Linked DNA regions of Homo sapiens: region 2 is linked to region 1. A link is a loop called in an ENCODE intact Hi-C map of the cell type or tissue named here. Cell type or tissue: Calu3. All regions are shown on one strand. Links, peaks and the distances in the headings refer to the core of each region. The heading gives the core; the rest is flanking DNA.

Region 1 (8,000 bases), core at 1-8,000:
GACCCCATCGTTCTCCCCGCCCTGGGGGAGCGCCCTCCTCTGTGCTCCTGCCACATTCCGGCCCCTCTGTTGTAGCACTCACTCTGTTGCATTGAAAGTGCATGTTAACTTGCCAGTCTCCACAGAGCAGAGCCATTTATCCATCTTTGCAGCTCCAGCCTCTGGCACAAAACAGATGCTGTTGAATGACGGACTAAAGAAACCTAGGCTTGAACTCTTTCTAGGTTCTTGAGGAGTAAAGAGCAGACACATTTACTTTTTTATCCAGTGAATATTTCTGAGTACCTGCATGGTGCCAGGCTGAGAGAAGGCTGTTTGGGAGGAGAGCGGCATTGGTAAGGACATGATTGAGATGCACCGTGGTCACTGGTATGAGAAAGAGATGTACAAAGTGCCAGGGGAGCACGAGGCAGGAAAGGAAGGAGGCACTGCTGCCCAGGTGACTTAAGGAAGGTGTCACCAAGGGCAGCTGAGGTGGACCTTGAAGAGGCAGAGATCACAATTTCCCCCAGGGTGGAAGGGCAGAGGGCACAAGGAGAGCAAAGGCCCAGTGGTGGGCATGCGTGGCATGTGCGAGGGTCAGGGGCAGTGTGCGCAGGGCGTGGGAAGGTGTGTGTCACTTCCCAACATATTGCTTAAAAAATTCAGCCACCTAGCAAATGTAATAAAGAAGGATTGCTGTACTCATAAACCATCCAAAAAACAGCTACCCAACCAGAGCATTCTAATTAGCAAAGATGACATATAATCCTGCTGCTTTGGGTGTGGTTCTACAGACAGGGATGAAGGGGCTGGGATTCTAAATGCTGTCTCCAGCATCTCATGGATTAGACATCTTAGGGCATCCTGCCTTTGCACCTACCGTGAAAGACTGCAGATAGGACCTGGAGGCAGAACTCAGCTGGATGCCTGCTTGAGCTCCTACTACCTGTGAGAACCTGCGCAGTTGGCTTCACCCCAGCTTCCCCAACTGTACAAAGCTATGAGTACTGAATGAGGCCTCGGGTGTGAAGGTGCCCTGCATGGTGTCTCACACTTAATAGTTGTGTGTTAAATAAGTCCCTTCTTTTCGCTCCCCATCCTCCCCTTTCCTCCATGCCTGTAAAATAGGATAGAGCTAATACCTCCTTCCTACGATTGTTTTTAAGATTAAATGAATTCGTACCCATAAAGCTCTTCAACCGTGCCTAGCATACAGTAAGTGCTCACTTAGTGTTAGCTGCTGCTGTTGTTGTTATTATTAGGTCACCTCATGGGTTTCTATTGCCTTTGTCTTCATATTTTCCGATCCCAAGTCTTTGAGTTTAGACAGGGAAATTTTATGTCTTCAGAGAGCAGAAGCAAATATACTTTTCTTTCTATCTCCTAAAGGATTTCCTCAAGACCAGCCTCATAATCTGCTGGGCTCAGTGCATGATGAAAATGCAGGGCCCCTTGTTTGTAAATTAGTACAAATTTCAAAATGGGGTCAGAACAGCATCAAAACCAAGTGTGGTCCCTTTTGAGAGTGGAGCCCTGTGCCATCCCACCTGTTACACCCCATGAAGCTGGCCCCAGGTTTCTCCTCCTCCTCCAAAGCTTTGGCTTTACAGCATCTGAATGGACAAGAACCAGAGCAGCGCTGCACACTCTCCACCGCTTCCCTTTGAAGTCAGATCACACAGGTTCACAAAATGAGAAAGACCTCTGCCTTGAGGCAAAGGAGGAAAAAGTGATACTGCCCTCACTTGTGTTTTGTCCTCTCACAACCACTGGATATCTCTCACTACCATCTTTGATAATGGTAACCATGACAACAGATAGGAGTGGAGGGCTTGCTTTAGGTCTCTCATCTTACTAATCATGTTTTGCTCCCAGACACTTTATAGATCGCAAAGACAATTAACGTTTCATGGTAAGCATAGATGTCCCATTCATTGTTTCTTTTCATTCCAGATTGGTCAGCCCCCATGTCCCGTGATCAGGAGAGTGAGTTGAGAGTTGGTCTCTGCCCTCTAAGTGGTGGCCACTGAATACCAAGGGAGAGTCTGGCCTTTGCTGGGCTCGGTGTGGAATTCAGAGTCAGGGAAGATATCGTCCTTATTCTCCCAGAAATCTGCAATCAAGTATGGTGGCCATACTTGGTTTAAAATAAATGCAAATGTAGCCCATCTGTAATTATAGGAGGAGTCAATGGAGGAATGGATGTGCTTGGGTGGGTGCATTGGAGACTTCCTGGATGGGGTGGCATTTGAGTTGATCTTGAAGAATGGATGAGATTTGGATGGGTGCTGGGGAGGAAGGAAGGCATTTCAGGTGGAGGAACTGCATGAGCAAAGGCTCTTCCATGAGAATGGAACAGTTGTGCTGGGAACAGTGAGGAAATTGAGCCGAATGGAGTAGAAGAGACCACAATGATTTGGGTCAAAAAATAAGACAGCCTCTTACATTTATACAATTTATATTTAAATAAGGTAAAAAGAATGATCATTTATAGAAACACAATAAAACATAGTGATTAAGAGTGCAAGCTTTGGAGCTGGATTCATGCGTGCATGTGTTTATTCACTCAATAAATGTTAACCGAGCACTTACTATGTGTGCTAGGCACTCTTGTAGGTATTGGAGACATAGAGGCAACAAGGCAGGCAAAGTCTCCTGCCTTCAGGATTTACAATTTAGTGGGAAAGATAGATGATGAATAAAATAAATGAGTCATATACATATACATATACATATATTCACATATAATATACACATACATACCGTTAAGGAGAACGAGAGCCAGACAGTAAAGTACTAAACACAGATTTTATTTAGAAATTATTGCAATAGGGGAAAAGACACCTCAGTATTGAACTGAGCTCAATTCTGAATACAACATGGAAAAACGGGGATTTATAACCAAGGAGCAGGGTTCGGGGAAAGGGAGGTGGTCGGAGGATGAAAAGTTACTAGGAAGAGACATCAAGGGTAGAGAAATTCTTGCTAAACTGACTTAACTGGATTTTTGCTGAAGGCAGGTGAAAAGCTTATATACCAAAGGTGGGGGATGAGGAATTTGATCATATATCAAGGGCGTCAGATATCAAGGGTGGGGATTCTCACTAAACCACTTTAGCAGGATTCGATGCAGGCCCAGCAAGGACAGGAGCCAAGGTCAAGGCCTAGCTGAGAAGAGAGCTCAGAAGAGCCTAAGTAAAGTTTGGTTGAAGAGAGACTGTTACACACACACACACACACAGACACACACACACACAATGTTAGATGATGAGATGATGAGGTATGCTATGGAGAAGAATAAAGCAGGAGAGGGAGATATGGAATGCTGGATCGAAATCCCCACTTTGCTATTTGCCAACTATATGATCCTGAGCAAATTACTTACCTTTCCTGTGTCTCAATTTCCTCACCTGTAAAATGGGAACAATAGTAAGTTCTCATTCATAGAACGGTGAAGACTACAACACTCCCTGCACCCAGTAGTGCTCAATGACTGTTGGTTGTGCTGCATGTGCCCAGCTCTCTTCCTGACTCTGGGGATGCAGAGTTATCCATGCAGGCTCAAGACAGTCTCTGCCCCACTTTCCACACCCCCACTTGCCCGCTGTCTAGTCTCTTTACAGAGCTCAGCAGAGTTCTTTATAGAGCTCTGATTCGATCCTTACCACAACCTGTGAAGGAGCTGTGGTCTATATTATCAACTCCTCTTGCCAATGAACACACTGCAGCTTGAGAGGGGCTGCTGTTTGAGTCTAATTATATTGTGCTGCTATTTGGCATATTTAGAATTATTTGTTTCCAATTCCCATTCCTTCTGTCTTTTGAAGTCAACATTAAGTTCCGAAGAACAAACATGCCTGTCGGGGTTGCAGAAGGAAAGATACTCTTGTGTTTGGCAAGCTTGTTCTGGAGGGCATGGGCAAAGTCTTGTTTTGGTTTGGGAATATTTGTTAGGTTGTGGACCTGTAATGAACAGATTTTGACAGACACTGCGTGGGAAGGGGAGGAGGAAAACAGAAAGCCAAACATAATAGAAGATAACACAGTGCTGGGAGCAGTGCCGGGCACTTTCTCTTAGGAGACAGTGTAGCTCTCCGGTCCAGAGCATAAGGTCAGCAGGCCTCTGCTGGGGTCACTGCCTGCCCCATGGAAGTGCCCCTGCAAATTGGAAAACTTTAGAATTGCAAATTAGATGTAAGACACAAACTCATGAACACTTTGAGTCTCCAGATGAAGCTGGACACTTCTGAGATCTTGGGCCTAAAGATGCAGATCCTCCCCACTGAGCAGGATCTAAACCCCAGGAAAATGCCAGCTGATGTCTACCTGATAGCTTGGAAGGGCCATTGATAGGTTGCAGGCTCCAGTGATTTACGTGTTACCACAGTGAAGGCATGTACTCACCAGATGGCACTATAGATAAAGAAATGCTGGTGTTAGGTCCTGAAAATCATCTCCAGGTAGGGAAACAGAACGGGGGCTTGTTACAGTGAGTTTGAGGGATCTGCTGATTTCACAACTTTCCCCCTGAGCTGGGCACCCGGTTTAGCCCGCCTAATTCTATTTGAATACCCACTTTCTAAGCCTTTCTCAACATTTTAGTTCCTCCAAAGTCCATTAGTTGAGTTTCCTGTTAAAATGGTTCCATTCTGAAACTAGTGCTCAGAGCAAAGAACAGAAAGAAGACAGAACTTATTTTAAAAAGGTGGCTGAAATTTAAATTCAAATGTGTTTTATTTTATATTTTCTCTGAATTGCACACTGTTCAGCCACAACACAGTCACTTAAAGGTTTTTTTTTTGTGTGTGATGGAATCTCGCTCTGTTGCCCAGGTTGGAGTGCAGTGGTGCGATCTCTGCTCACTGCAAGCTCCACCTCCCAGGTTCATGCCATTCTCCTGCCTCAGCCTCCCAAGTAGCTGGGACTACAGGCACCTGCCACCATGCCCGGCTAATTTTTTTTGTATTTTTATTAGAGACGGGGTTTCACAGTGTTTGCCAGGATGGTCTCAATATCCTGACCTCGTGATCCACCCGCCTGGCCTCCCAAAGTGCTGGGATTACAGGCATGAGCCACTGAGCCCGGCCTAAAGTTTTTATACACAAATGATATGCTCAGAAGTGAAGACAGGCTTTTTCCAGATTAGGAAGGATGTGGTGTGTGTAGATCTTGGCAAAAAATAAGTGGCATTCATCTAGCATGTCCCCTCGAGGAGTCTTCATCTGGTGCACATGCACTGTACTCTCGCTTTTCAAACCCGGGGATGAATTTCACTCTCTTAGCTATGGAAATCAGCCTGGAATACACTTATTCATAGTTCATTTGTAAAGAAAATGAGTTGTATGTATGAAAAGCACATGCGACTGATTCAATATAAATCTGAAAAATCAAGGCTGGAATAGCAGAAGTAGGTGATTAGGTGACCATGGCATATTAAATAAAATAAACTAACAGACCATCAGCTAATTTGCAGGGGTGAGGAGGCTGATGTTTCCCTTCAAAGGGATTCTTGACAGACTGTCCATGGTACTTCTTTTGTGGCCAGAGGAGCTGGAAGACATTTTATAATTTTCACGATGATTTGTGAATATAATTCTATAATGTGCCCATCTAAATGAGATTCTAAATAATTCAAAACACCTGGGTTAAGGAAACAACTATAATTCACTCAGGGCTCATGTCTTCATGGTCTTGTGTCCACTTTTAACAGCTTTCTAGGCAGCAAGGTTTTGTTTTACTAAGCGAGTATTTCTCTCTTACTGTCATCAAGTCAAGATCATTGTAATTAACAAGGAGCCAACCTTTTTTCTCTTTGCTCTCTGAGTGCATGAGAAACACTATGTTGCTGAAAAAGACATTGTGGGGTCTTTGCCAGTGAACCAGTTTCCTAGATGAAAGCACTTCTGATTTCTTGGGGTTCTAAAACCTGAATGTTGGCTGGAGCCTTGGTGATCCTCTGCTCAGACATTTTATCCCTGTCCTCTACCATATCCCTCATGGATCATCCATCCACTTTCTGATTGAGCTGAGAATTATTTTCCATCTAAAAGTGTTTCTTGGTTTCTCCATTGTCTACTCTGTGCATAGGTTCCCCCTATTGTCCAATTATCTGTCAAGATATTATCAGTAGATTTTCTCTCAATGAGGAACACATCCCAGTGAAATGAAAAATGAGAGCCAAATGGATTATACTTTAACATTTGAGAGTATGATGGGAGAACTTTTGGAAATAAATTTGTATCTTAGCTTAAATGAGAGCTTTGAGAAAATCCATCTACTATATTTATCAAAACTTGCAGCTCCTTCAGAGAGTATGTATTGCATTTTTCATTCAGTCGCCATTTGTTGAGTCCCTTCCTTTCGCCAGGCTCTGGGACAAACCAGGGAGTTGCAAAGATAAATAAGTCATAGTCCCTGTCCCTGGGGAGCTTGGCAGGTGAATAAACAAATAACTATGATATGGCACATTAAAAACTATCTTAGAAATAGGAACAAACTGCTAAGGGAACTTAGAGGAGGGAATGCTGAGAGAGTAGTGCCATTTATGTCGGATCTTGCTAGATCTTGACACATGGGGAGGAATTGATAGGATTTGGGGGGAAGCAGAAACGGAGAAAGATTTGAGGGGATGGTGGGGGACACATTGCAGAAAAGGGAGGGGCACTGTAACACTCCAAGGAGTGTGTGCCACGATGCCTTCTCTTTGGTTTCAGTCAAAACCCTCTCAACCTAGCGAGCTGCTGCAGTGGATGTTTGGAGTGTGCACTGCCCCTCTTGGGCAGGGCTGCGTGTTTTCTATTTAAGTCTGCATTGAGGGCTAAGGGAGGCTTAGCCTGCTTCTGGACTGAGATGGTCCCAGCCATCTTGCCTTCCCATAGAATCAGAAGCTCAGAGCTCCCCTTATTAACTGCCAGGGCAGCTTTCATGTTCGCGGAGATTGACTTTCACACTTGGGACTCCCTTTACTTGAGCCAGCTCTGGCTTTCTGCACTGCTTTGTGGGTGAAGGAGCTGTGGTTAGTTACCTGGGACCCTTCTAGGGCTTTAAGAGCTTTGGGGTGTTGAGAGAGTGAGAAAGCCAGGGGTTGGTTCCTGCCAGGGATGAGAGCTCCTGACTCTGAGAGAAGCGACCAGGTGCCAAGCTCTGAAACAAGACGAAGTCCTCCAGAGAGGGAAACTCCAATGGCCACTGAAATCAGAATTGCCTTTGCAAAGAAGATTTGGAATGTAAAAAGAAAAAGCTTAAAGAGTCATCAGGGCCCTTAGGCCTTAGAGAGATCTTCTGGCCCAGGGATAGCAAGTGTTTCATCTTTTGTACTGACTCTCACTGAATGCTGATAATTGTCTGGAAGGCTGGGTTGAGGAGGCTTCTGCACAAATGAGGAAGTTGTGTGTGAGACCAAATTACACATGAGTGGCAATGACTGAGTGAGGATCCATATCTCTCAATTCCTAGGCAGAACTCTGGGACAGGTTGTGTGGCCCTCCCAAACTCATGAGCTTGGGCTCTTCCCCTGCAAGGATTTTTACAAACTTTTTTTTAAACAAGGTATCATTCTGTCACCTAGGGTGGAGTGCAGTGGTGAGATCACAGCTCATTGCAGTCTCGGCCTCCTAAGTAGCTGGGAGTACAGGTATGCATCACCATGCTCAGTTAATATTAAAAAATTTTTTTGTGTGAGACAGGGTCCCACTATGTTGCTCAGACTGGTCTCAAACTTCTGGCCTCAAGTGATTCTCTTGCTTTGACTTCCTGAAGTACCAAGATTACAGGCATGAGCTACTGCACCTGGCCCAAACTTTTAAAGTTAGAAAACTGCAGAGATCTCTGTGTGTCAACTAGATAATAGCATTCCAACAATTGTGATTGATGAAGGGAAAAAGAGGTTTCTCCACATTTATCACTACTGGCCAAATATCTATATTCATCAAAGCTCAAGGAGTTGGCCTGGCATCTGGTGTATTTTATTCTCCTGAAATAATTTGGCAGTTAAGTTTTTTCTGGGGGTTTTAGATGTC
Region 2 (11,660 bases), core at 1,861-9,860, 120 kb before region 1:
GAGAAGGTTGATCATGCTTTGCTGTATGTCTTCGTAGACTTTCTCAGTCCACTCTCAGTACACGTTTTATTTTACTTGCTCATCCTGATTATACTGTTTTTACCCTCCACTTAAGTCATTTTTTGAATTTAAATGGTGAATATCTTTCTGTGTCAAATATTTCAACATTAATATGTACATAGTATTAAATGGATTTACTATAAATTATTTAGCCTATTCTTACTGGCCACAGTAGTCTAACTAGATCTTTATACATTTGTATTTTTCTAGAATAAACTCAAAAATGTGTAAGATCAAAGGGTATATATTGTGTTGCCAAGAAAAAGTTTGTGCCAATGTATATTTTTGCCAGGAGTCTTTCATAGTACCATTTATATCCTTCCCAGCATTAGCTGTGTTCTACCTTCTCTCCTCTTTGCCATTTTTACAAGAAAACCGGGCATGTCTAAAGTTTTCTTTTCCTTTTTTTTTTTTTTTTTTTTTTTTTGGAGAGTCTCACTGGAATGCAGTGGCATGATCTTGGCTCCCTGCAACCTCCAGTCAGGCTGGTGTGCCTTGTCGCGATATCAACGCGACCTCCGCCTCCCAGGTTCAAGTGATTGTCCTGCCTCACCCTCCTGAGTAGCTGGGATTACAGGTGGGCGCCACCACTCCCATCTAATTTTTATATTTTTAGAGAGATGGGGTTTTACCTTGTTGGCCAGGCTGGTCTTGAACTCCTGACCTCTAGTGATCCACCTGCCTCAGCCTCCCAAAGTGCCGGTATTAAAGGCATGAGCCACCAGGCCTGGCCTAAAATTTTCTTGATTAATTTTGATCTCATTTGTATTTTGTAAATGACTTATCTGTTGAGGCTTTTGCCATTGAGATGTTTGTCTTTTTCTTACTAATTTGTAAGAATTCTTGATGGGTTTCTGTTAGTCATGTATTTTGCTAATAATTTCCCTAGTTTGTAGTTTGCCACTTAGTGCTATTTTTGACATAAATGATGTATTTTAATGTAGTTGCATGTTGACCTAGTCCATTATGGTTTTTGTATTTGGTCCACGTGGATTGGAAAACCTTTGCTTTGATTATACTTTTCTTTGGGCACTTTATGTTTTCTGCGTTTGATTTAAATCTGGAATCTATCTGGAATTTTGGTATTACCACATGGAAAAAGGATCCAACCTTATTTTCCAAAACACAAAGCACTGATTTGTAGTTTTCTCTGATTTACATGTTGTCAGTACTACTGCCTTGGCTAATTTCAAGCTACCAAGGCTTTAACAACTGGTTTGCAAAATTCTCAAGGATTTGACAGTTGATTCTCAGGAGCCAGTATGAGCTGGTTGCCTCACACTTTGCTTCTAACTCTTGGGGGCAATGCTTTCCCTCCACTGTTGTTTCTTTCCCTTTGGAGGGGAGTAAGTGATGTAACACCTGCTTCTTTCCACCCCTTTATTATTTGCTATCCCAGGGGAGCTAATAGTCATACCCAAGCTCTTCCTTTTTTCATCATAGGAGTTAGGCCAGGTGCAGTGGCTCATGTCTGTAATCCCAGTGCTACATTGTAGGTGGTCGAGGTGGAAGGATAGATTGAGGCCAGGAGTTGGAGACCAGCCTGGGTAATATAGTGAGACCCCATCTCTACCAAAAATTTTAAAAAATTAGTGAGGTGTGGTAGTGTGCATGCACCTGTAGTCCTACGTAGTTGGGAGGCTGAGGCAGGAGAATTGCTTGAGCCCAGGAGTTTGAGATTTCAGTAAGCTATGATTGCACCACTGTACTCCAGCCTGGGTGACAGTGAGACCCCGTCTCAAAACCTACAATGAAACGCCATTTCATGGGTGCTATAGAATGGCTATAATTATAAAAAATTATTGTAACAAGAATTGTACAAAAATTAATGTAACAAGTATTGGCTGGGATATGAAGAAATTGGAGCCCTAGTACCTTGCTGGTGCGAATGTAAAATGATGCATGCACTGTGGAAAATAATTTGATGATTCCTCAAAAAGTTAAACAATTACCATACGACCCTGCAACTCCTCTCCTCAGTTCATACCCAAGAGAACTAAAAACATGTCTGCACAAAAACTTGTATGAACATTCACGGCAGCATTATTCCTAATGTCTCAAAGTGGAAGCAACCCAAATGTCCATCGATGGATGGATGGATAACTGAAATGCGATATATTCATACAATAGAATATTATCTGTTAAAATGAATGAAGTACTTGTGTATGCTACAGTGTGGATGAACTGTAACATTATGCTAAGTGAAAGAAGCCAGACACAAAAGACCACATATTTGATTTATATGATCCAGAACAGGCAAATTCACAGAAATAGACAACTATACTAGTGACTGCTAATGGGTATGGGTTTGTTTTTTGGGGTGATGAAAAAGTTCTGGGATTAGATGGTTGCACAACCTTGTGAATATACTAAAAAGCACTGAATTATAACCTTAAAAGAGTGGATTTCATGTTACATGAATTACATCTCAATTTTTAAAAAGTGATGTATCTGAGGCATATCTAGTGTAACTTCTGAGGCCCTAAAGAAATTACTTTCCCATGAGTAACAGCTTGGGTTGTGGCTGCTGAAAGGACTTTAACCACCTAAGCATCAAACCCCCTTCTGGTTAAGACTGAACAGAATAAGGATTTGGGAAAGGTTGTTTTGGGCATTTAACTTAAGAATGTTGGACATTTTTTGTTTGTTTTGAGACAAGGTCTTGCTCTGTCACCCAGGCTAGAGTGCAGTGGTGTGATCAGTGCTCACTGCAGCTTCGAACCACTGGGATCAAGCGATTCTCCCCCCTTAGCCTCCCAAGTAGCTGGATCCACAGGCAGGTGCCACCATGCCCAGCTATCTTTTCTCTTTTTGTTTTTTTAAAGATAGGGTCTCGGTCTGTCACCCAGACTGGAGTGCAGTGGTCATGGCTCACTGTAGCCTCGACTTCTCGGGCTCAGGTGATCCTCCCACACTACAGGTGCACACCACCACACCTGGTTAATTTTTTGTGTTTTTGATAGAGACTGGGTCTTGTCATATTGCCCAGGCTGGTCTCAAACTCTGGGCTCAAGCGATCAACTCGCCTTGGCCTCCCAAAGTGCTGGGATTACAGTTGTGAGCCACCGTGCCTGGCCTAATTTTTTAATATTTTGTAGAGACAGGGTGTCACCATGTTGCCTAGGCTGGTTGATTCTTAACTTACAAAAATAAGGGTATTTAGTTTTGGATTTTAATTCTAGTGGAGTTTAACATTTTTGGACTTTGATTTGGAAGGAGGTTTAATTTTTGAATTCCAGTAAATTTGATAATGGCACAGGATTATATGTAGATTTGGGCATCTCTGTTGTTGGCATTTTATTATTGGGTGTTGGTGTGCTGATATGCCAGGTTAGACCATTTATTAGTTGGGGTTCTCCAGAGATGACCAATAGTATATGTATATAGATATATAAGGGGATTTATTAGGAGAATTGGTTCATGCGATTATGGAGGCTGGGAAGCCCCAAAACAGGCTGTCTGCAAGCTGGAGACCTTGATGTGGCTCAGTCCAAGTCCAAAGACCTCAGAGCTTGGGATGCTCATGATAAAATTCTCAGTCTGAGGCTGAAGGCCTGAGAACCCAGGGGGCTACTGGTGTAAGTCCTGGAGTCCAGAGGTCTCCTAAAGTTGGGATCACTCTTCCTTCTCTGTCCTCAGAGGACAACATCATCAGAACATCAGGAGTTCTTATATCCAAAGACAGAGAAGGAAGAGTTATCCCCGCTCTAGGAGGGAGACAGACATGTTGCCTTTTCTGTGTTGTTCTCTTTGGACCTTCTGTCAACTGAATGCTGGCCCACATTGAAGGTGTATCTCACCTAGTCCACTCAGACTCACACCCTAAAGTAGTCTGGAAACACCCTCATAAACACAGCCAAATAATGCTTTACTAGGTTTCTAGATATCCTTAATCCAGTTAACTTGACACCTAAAATTAGCCATCACAGATCATGTTGCAGGATCAGGAGGACCAGAGAGAGACCTTGGGGTGTATAGAGGAGGATATATTTATTATTGAGTGCACTCAGACCCTGCAGACTTAACATTGAAATACTGGGCCCAGAACAAAGACAGCACTTGATTTTATGCACACTTCACAAAAGGGGGTGGGCTAGCTTGAAGCAAGCTTACAGTGGCCTGAAAGCAGGGATACAGAGGCAGGACAAAGACAGTTAATCAAATTGTAACAGATCATAACTCAGGATTACACATGACCATTGCCAGTCAACCCAGATGTCTGTTATCTAGGTTTTGCCTAGGCACGGGCTTATCCTATAACCTTCACTGGCACCCAGGTGGCCATAACACAGGCCTGCTCAGAGGCTCTGACCTTCACTCTACTGCTTAGATAAAACAGAATGTTTGAAGTCACTGGTTACAGAGAACAGGAATCTATAAACTCATTCCATAAAACGAAGGAAAATTTGTTTTTCTTCTCCGTATGTTGAGGGAATGCTGGGAGAGTTTCCAGAGCACATTAGATAATATTATCAAGACTTCCTGGGTCTGGGCTGTGCCTTTTGCTGCCTCTGGGACAAGTCAGCCTAACACAGGAAAACTTATTTCTCTTTCTTTTTAAGTTTATTTTTCTTTAATTTCCCGCCTCAACAATGTGGTGGGCATACTTTGGGTGGGAAATGGAGTGAATTTTCAGACTTAGAATTACAGAAGCCTTGGAGTTGCCTTAATTAATATATTATTCTGACTCTGTTTAGAGCCTTTTGGGGCAAAATCTAAACTGCTTCCAGTGATCCCAATGGCAGTTGGATTTGGGAGTGATAGACTGTGTTCTTCTCTATGGCTCTAATGGTTAAGTTCAGTGAGTGAAAAGAACAAAAAGATGGGGAATGTAAGGGAAATGCTTCTTTTCTACCTCTGATGTTTTCTTCTACATGAAAGCTTAATTAGTGTAACACATCTGCCCTCTCTCTGTCCTTTTATTCTGTATGCCCGGAGACATGCAGACTGAGTTGCCTGAGGGAGTGTGGGTTCTGCTCTGCTTTTTCCTGTAAGTTTTAGAGGTGTCTGCTTCCACATGAAGAAGTCTGGGGTGGTTTGTGGTTTGCCTATGGTTTGGTGGGTACATCTGAATAATTCTGGAGTTCCAAACACAGAAGTTAACTACAGTCTGTAGATATAAGTTACATCATCCAATGTAGTAGTAGTAACAATGACTGCTGTCTGTTTTCTACTTTGCCTTTGTTCTCAATTGGTTCAGAACTCAATTGTGGAAGAAGAGTGCTAATTATTGGCCCCCCTCAAGACTCCAATAGCCCTTGAGTCTCTGCTGTACTAAGACAAAAACCTCCTCTGCCTTCCTGCCTGCCTCCCATCTCTACCCTGTCATATCTGTCCATCCCAGCCATCAGACCATCAGAGCAACTGACTGATTGATCTAAAATGCAGGATATGGTCATGCTATGTTTGGCTTTATTTTTTTGAGATGGAGTTTCGCTCTTGTTGCCCAGGCTGGAGTGCCATGGCGCGATCTCGGCTCACAGCAACCTCTGCCTCCGAGGTTCAAGCGATTCTCCTGCCTCAGCCTCCTGAGTAGCTGGGATTACACGTATGAGTTACCACGCCTGGCTAATTTTGTATTTTTAGTGGAGACGGGGTTTCTCCATGTTGGTCAGGCTGGTCTTGAACTCCCAACCTCAGGTGATCCACCCGCCTTGGCCTCCCAAAGTGCTGGGATTACAGGTGAAGCCACTCCACCTGGCCGGCTTTCAAACTTTTCAGTAAGTTACCTTCTATACAATGAAAGGCCAGGTTCCTTAACAGGTTACCATGAGGGGTGCCTGTTGACCTTCTCAGTCACATCTCAGTCTTGCCTTCACAGCACAGAATTTATAACACTGGCTGTTACCCATCTTTGGCCTTTGGCTTTACTCATGTTGGACTTTTGTGGGAAGAGCCTTATCTCCAAACCTATCTTCATTTGGTTTACTTGTATTCAAGACTAGGCTCAAATGTCTCTTCCTCCAGAAAGTCCTATGGGAACCCTCATCCCTCTATCACTACTCAATGCTTATATGGGACAGGTCATGGAGGCTTTTGTTATATTGTGAAACTGTCTTGAGTAGCTACTCTCTCCTAGAAAAACAACAGCCTCAAGCAGTTCATACCATGCACAGTCCTGGTTTCAAAGGAAACAAATCCTATTACATTGTTGGACCATAGACTAGAGTATGGGCCCCCATCATCTGAGTATGTTGAGTTTGGCTGGTGTGGTCGATTGGCCCTCAGTGCAGTGATGCAAGTGGGCTTCTGGCTGTTACCTGGGAAGATCAGAGGCAGAAGCTTGGGAGCTCTAGCAGGGTCCTGGTGCTCTATGAGTACCACTCTTGGAAGACAGCAGCCCTCCTGGCTGACATCTCTCTAAGAAGTGGAGCTGGTACTTCTCACATCAACCTGACACCCAAATTGACGCTCTGTGTACTTCAGTCACAAGGAGTTGAAGTTAGTGGGCATGAGGCTGGAATAGAGAGTGGTCAGAAAACAGACCTCATCTACTTTATCCAGGAGTGACCCTGACTGAATCTTTGCTTTATTAGACATTTCATTCTTGAATTTAAGAAAAATCATGCATGATACCAACTGACCACAAGAGGACACTGTGGAACTAGGCAGGCAGCTAGTTGCTAGAGCCAAGGCTTTTTAGTTTTCCCCAGAGCCTCATTTGAACTCAGGTTTCTTGTCTCCTACTCTGCTGAGCTTCCTATTGGATCACACCACAAGGGCAGGTAAAGGGTTGAATTATACTACTATTTCACACCTCCTTCCCTTTTTTTTTTTTTTTTTTTTTGCAAAAGAGGAATCTGTTTTTCATTCATTTATTTCATATTTTCTATATGAGGTGCCTTTTCTATTGTAAAATAGAATTGAGAGGAGAGTGCTTTGGAAGCCAGGATGAAGGGATGATTTCAGAGGTCTGGAGGTTTTATCACAGGGGAATAAAGAGTCATAGGTATGATGAAGTGGCTTCAAAAAACAGCATGAGTTCAGAAAGGAGTAAAGATCCCGGGAGTGCATAGTGACTCTGCTTGACAAAGCTAAATCTCCTACCCTGGAGAGTAGAGGGGTTAAGTAAAAACTAAAACCAAACCAGTGACAAGAGCTGCACAGCTTCCACATGTAAACTATGCATCTTCTGGACCCAGTATTTTTCCCTGGGCCCCTTGATAGGAAGGAGTCCGGGGACTGTGTCAGCCACACACAGGAGAAGAAGGGAGGTCAACAGTTTGGAAAGGGAGATGGAAGAACAATCAGGAAACTTGAGTTTGTCACCAAGTGGCTTTGTAACCTTGGGGCAAGTCACTCTTTTTTCTTTCAGGGCTTCAACATTTTTACCTATAAAACAAGAGTGAAGCTGAATGTTTGGGTTCCTTTCTAGCACTGCCTCTCTGCCTTGGTTGTCTGCACTTCAATGGAAGAGGACATCAGCCCAGGGCCTGAGGCCTCAGTGGGGAGAAGGGGAGGTTGACCTCTGGTGAGGGGTCATGTCCTTGGGGCTCAGGCATGCTCCCTCTTCCCTCTAACCATGGGCATCCCATCACTGCTGGCCATGCTGTGTTTGGAATCTGAGGTGAATTGGGAGTCTTTGGGAACTTGGGAGCCTGTCCCCACATCTGTGGATTGCTCTGACTTAATGTCCTGTGGGAATTTAGCAGTTTTGGATATGGTAACTAATCTTGTTTTTTTTTTTGTTTTCTTTTGTTTTTGTTTTTTTTTTTTTTTGAGATGGAGTCTCACTCTTTTGCCCAGGCCGCAGTGCAGTGGCGCTATCTCGGCTCACTGCAAGCTCAGCCTCCCGGGTTCACGCCATTCTCCTGCCTCAGCCTCCGGAGTAGCTGGGAGTATAGGCGCCTGCCAGGGTGCCTGGCTCTTTTTTTTTTTTTTTTTTTTTTTTTGTATTTTTAGTAGAGACGGGGTTTCACCGTGATAGCCAGAATGGTCTTGATCTCCTGACCTCATGATCTGCCCGCCTTGGCCTCCCAAAGTGCTGGGATTACAGGCGTGAGCCACCGCACCTGGCCTTTTTTTTTTTTTTTTTTTTGAGACAGGGTCTTGCTGTGCTGCCCAGTCTGGAATGCGGTGGCACAATCTTGGCTCACTGCAACCTCTGCCTCCCAGGCTCAAGCCATCCTTCTGCCTCAGCCTCCTGACTAGCTGGGACTACAGGCAAGTGCCTGGCTAATTTTTGGTATTTTTTGTAGAAATGGGGTTTCACCATGTTGCTCAGGCTGGTCTGGAACTCCTGGACTCAGGCCATCCTCCCGCCTTGGTCTCCCAAAGCACTGGGATTATAGGCGTGAGCCACTGCGCCCGGCCACTGTAGCTCATCTTTTAAAGCTGTAATGCTCCTTGCTTTCCTTGCTTCCTTCTCCTTTTCTCTTCTGTTTCAATGAGAACAAACTTGAAAACCATCAGACTGAAGGCCACTTCAAGAGGAATCATGGTCTGGTGTAGAAGCCCTAATGCTACAGACTGAGTGAGCCCCGGCAAGCAATTTTCCCTCTTTGGGTCTTGGTTTTCTCATCTTTTAAGCCAAAGCAGTGACTCAGACCTTTCTTACTCCACACAGTTATTCTGGAGATCCAAAGGGCTCATAGGTGTGAAATGCTTTAACTTGAATAACTTTCCATGTTGACATGAGGGCTAACTGGATCCCTATTCCTTCATCATTGGATATCAGCTGGTAACATCCTGGCTGGCTTTTACATCTATATTGCTTTCCAAAAAGAGCTGTGGTATCCTATAAAATAATTTATCATTGTATCTGCTATAGCAATAGGGAAATGTACTAGAATAGAAGATCGTGGCCATGGGATGTGGTGACTCAGATGTGGGTCATGGGCTCTGCTGCCTCCTCTGTTCTCTGGGAAGGACTCTACTTACCTCCTTTCATGCAATTTTTTGTGTCCATAATTGCTGCTTCTTGGGCCATAGGTCCCATTCATACTTCCTCATAGTAACCCTGTTATTTGTCATTGGTATTAGCCAGCTCCACAGTCAGCATCTCATGAGGGTAATAAGAAGTGGGAAGGACCTTATTTTTTCCTGTACTGAATTGCCTGGAGAGCATCTCTTGTTGATTGCAGCTGGAAGTGTGACATTTAGTAAGTGGAGAAACTTGAATCAGGCAAGTGGCAGCCTGTGCCAGCAGGAGGGTAAGAAAGGGCTGAGGAAGAAGGGAAATGCTCAGTGGAGTAATTTGGCCCAGGTGTTTTCCTGGCTCCAGGTTGGGTGTTCACATTACCACAGGTGGGGATTGTAGATGCTCAAGGAATTTTCCATTGTGATAGAAACCACAAATGAGCATGCATAGACACCTAGTTTCTTCTATTCCATCTGACACCTGTGTTGGGAAAATAAACTCCGAGAGGTAAGCACCTCACCCAAGGACTTCCTGCTTTTCCAGTGACTAGTGCTTGAGTATGACACAAGCCTGCATTGAGATCTGTGGCTTCTCAAGGCACGGGTCCAGAGTGGGATGAGCTGGAAGGGAGCTTACATCACCTCTAGGCCCAGTCCCTCACTTTATAGGTGGGGAGACCTAGGCTCAAAGAGAGGCCTTAACTTGATAAGGGATTCAGGGGCTGTGCTGGAACTGGTGCTTAGATCATTGGGACCTGATTCAGAGCTCTTGGCTGTGCCTCTCCACCTATGTGACTGGATGATGATGGTTGGGTTACCCTGGATAAAATTACCTTCCTCTCCCCCAGAGGCTGAAACCACTTGTGTCCAAACTCTTGCACTTTCTCCATGGGTATCATAGAGATACTCATTTCTAGTTTATTTCTAAAGAGCCATCTCTTCCCTGCAGGTGCATTACTTCTCAGAGTGATGCCTCTTCCAACTCACAGCCCCTGGGAACTTGAGAAGTGCTGACAATCAGCAGCAGAAGACAAATGATGTGGGGGGATCAGGAGGAGGGACTTTGATGGGACAGGAGCCTGCAAGGAAGAGGGCCCACGGAGGAATTTAAAGGCAGCCTGGGGATGGGGTGGGGGAATCTGGCTTCTAATACCTGTTTTGTCATTTCTCAATTGTGTGACCTTGGAGAAGTTACTTAATATCTCTAAGCCTTGGTGCCCTACTCTGCAAAATGGGGATGGTAACATGTACTTCAGGGTTATATGAGAATGATATGAAATACTGTATTTGATAATATATATTATATTATAGATGTAATATATAAGGGCTAATATATATGAAATATATGTGATATGACAGCATCCCACGGTGCGGGATGGGCAGTAGGTGCTCCACAGGAGGGAGTTTCTTCACTCCTGGCAACAGCTGCAGTGCCTGGAGCACTTCCTATCTTCCTCCCTTTGCAGAGCTCTCTACCCTCAAGACTTCTCCAGTTGTGCAGGTGACATGTTACAGTGACAAAGGTTAAGCAGTATTTTTTTTTTTTAAGAAAAAATGGGGTATATTTATTGGTTCATGTAGTTTAACCTTCCAGTTTCTGGCATGCCTAGCTCCACGGGCTCTAAAGATGTCATCAGGATGCAGTCTCTCCATCTCTTTGCCTTATTCTCCTCCTTGTTCTTTCCATTCTCAGGCACACTCTCCCTGATGGAGATAAGAGCAAGGATGCAGACCCACATTTTGGTGTCAGCAGAAAGCCCAGCAGAAAGACCATCAATAGAAGTGATATTAATATAGCATTTTGTAGGGGGCCCTGGACACCTGCTTTTTGCCTTTGACCATCCACCTTTTTCTAAGTGGCCCCCAGGAAAAATATATGCACAGAGGATTATAAGCATTTTTTCTTGCTTGGGCACGGTGGCAGAAATGGCTGGTTGGCTTCCATTTTTCACTCTTTCCTTCCATGGCTGCCCAACTAAAGACACATTTCTATGCCTCCATTTCAGCAAAGTTTAATCATGTAAGAATCATGTCACGAGATCGTGGCCAATGAAGTATGGATGAAGTGGTAGAGGATGAGATGAGTGCTGCGGAAGAAAAGGAAGAAGGCAATAGTGGTGCTGCCATACCAGTCGTAGACCACCTACCTGGCCGTTTGTATGAGAAAGCCATCTTATTTAACCCACTTGGTTAAGCCTAACCGATACAGGCACAAATGCAAGCCATAGCGTCCTACTGATTGAGATCAGACTATACAGAAGACTTCTGCTGCCCAGGTTGGAGGCTGTCCTGGGCCTGGATTTGGAGCTTGTTGGAGACAAGACAGAATTTTCCAAAGCAAGGAAAATTGGAACAGCTTGCCTCAGGGGAATTCCTGCTCTTAGTTGGTTCAGATGTCTGTGGCCAATGAAGCCTTCAGGGGCTGGCTCGCAGAAGCCTGGGAAAAGCTACAGGAATGAAATGAATGCAAAGATTGTTTGACATTATTTTTATCAACTCCTTTACATTTACTTTCCCAGAAAGCCTTTTGAAACCCTGTTTTATTATGAAAATATTCAAACATTCACAAAACTAGAGAAAATACCTATTCCTAGATTCAACAGTGATGAACATAATGCCATATTTGCTTCAACTTTCATTCTTCCTCCTCCTTTTCTCCCTCCCTTTTTCTCTCTGCCCTTCTTCTCTCTCTCTTTTGTTTTTTCTTTTGGCTGTGGGGTTTTATTTTTTTTTTGAGACGA

The links. Hi-C counts contacts between places; a loop is a spot of excess contacts. Peaks named below come from ENCODE experiments on the same cell type or tissue, not always from the same donor. Only the 100,000 strongest peaks of a DNase experiment are listed, where the experiment ranks them.
Region 2: a loop joins it to region 1, with 4 times the contacts of the local background. A loop is called at or near these places in 10 of 110 quality-filtered maps.

What each region holds. Positions count from the first base shown.
Region 1 is chr7:32,354,121-32,362,120 of GRCh38, reverse strand. It overlaps a transcript of PDE1C not described here. Among named protein-coding and RNA genes, the nearest start is that of LSM5, 130 kb to the left of the region's middle. In Calu3, for the core only: a CTCF peak has its summit at 4,366 (motif pointing right); no DNase peak of the experiment used is centred there.
Region 2 is chr7:32,474,770-32,486,429 of GRCh38, reverse strand. LSM5 (LSM5 homolog, U6 small nuclear RNA and mRNA degradation associated) reads left to right here. Exons shown (of 5, transcript NM_012322.3): 5 at 1-1,092. Among named protein-coding and RNA genes, the nearest start is that of LSM5, 9.8 kb to the left of the region's middle. In Calu3, for the core only: a CTCF peak has its summit at 6,620 (motif pointing right); a DNase peak (open chromatin) is centred at 6,659.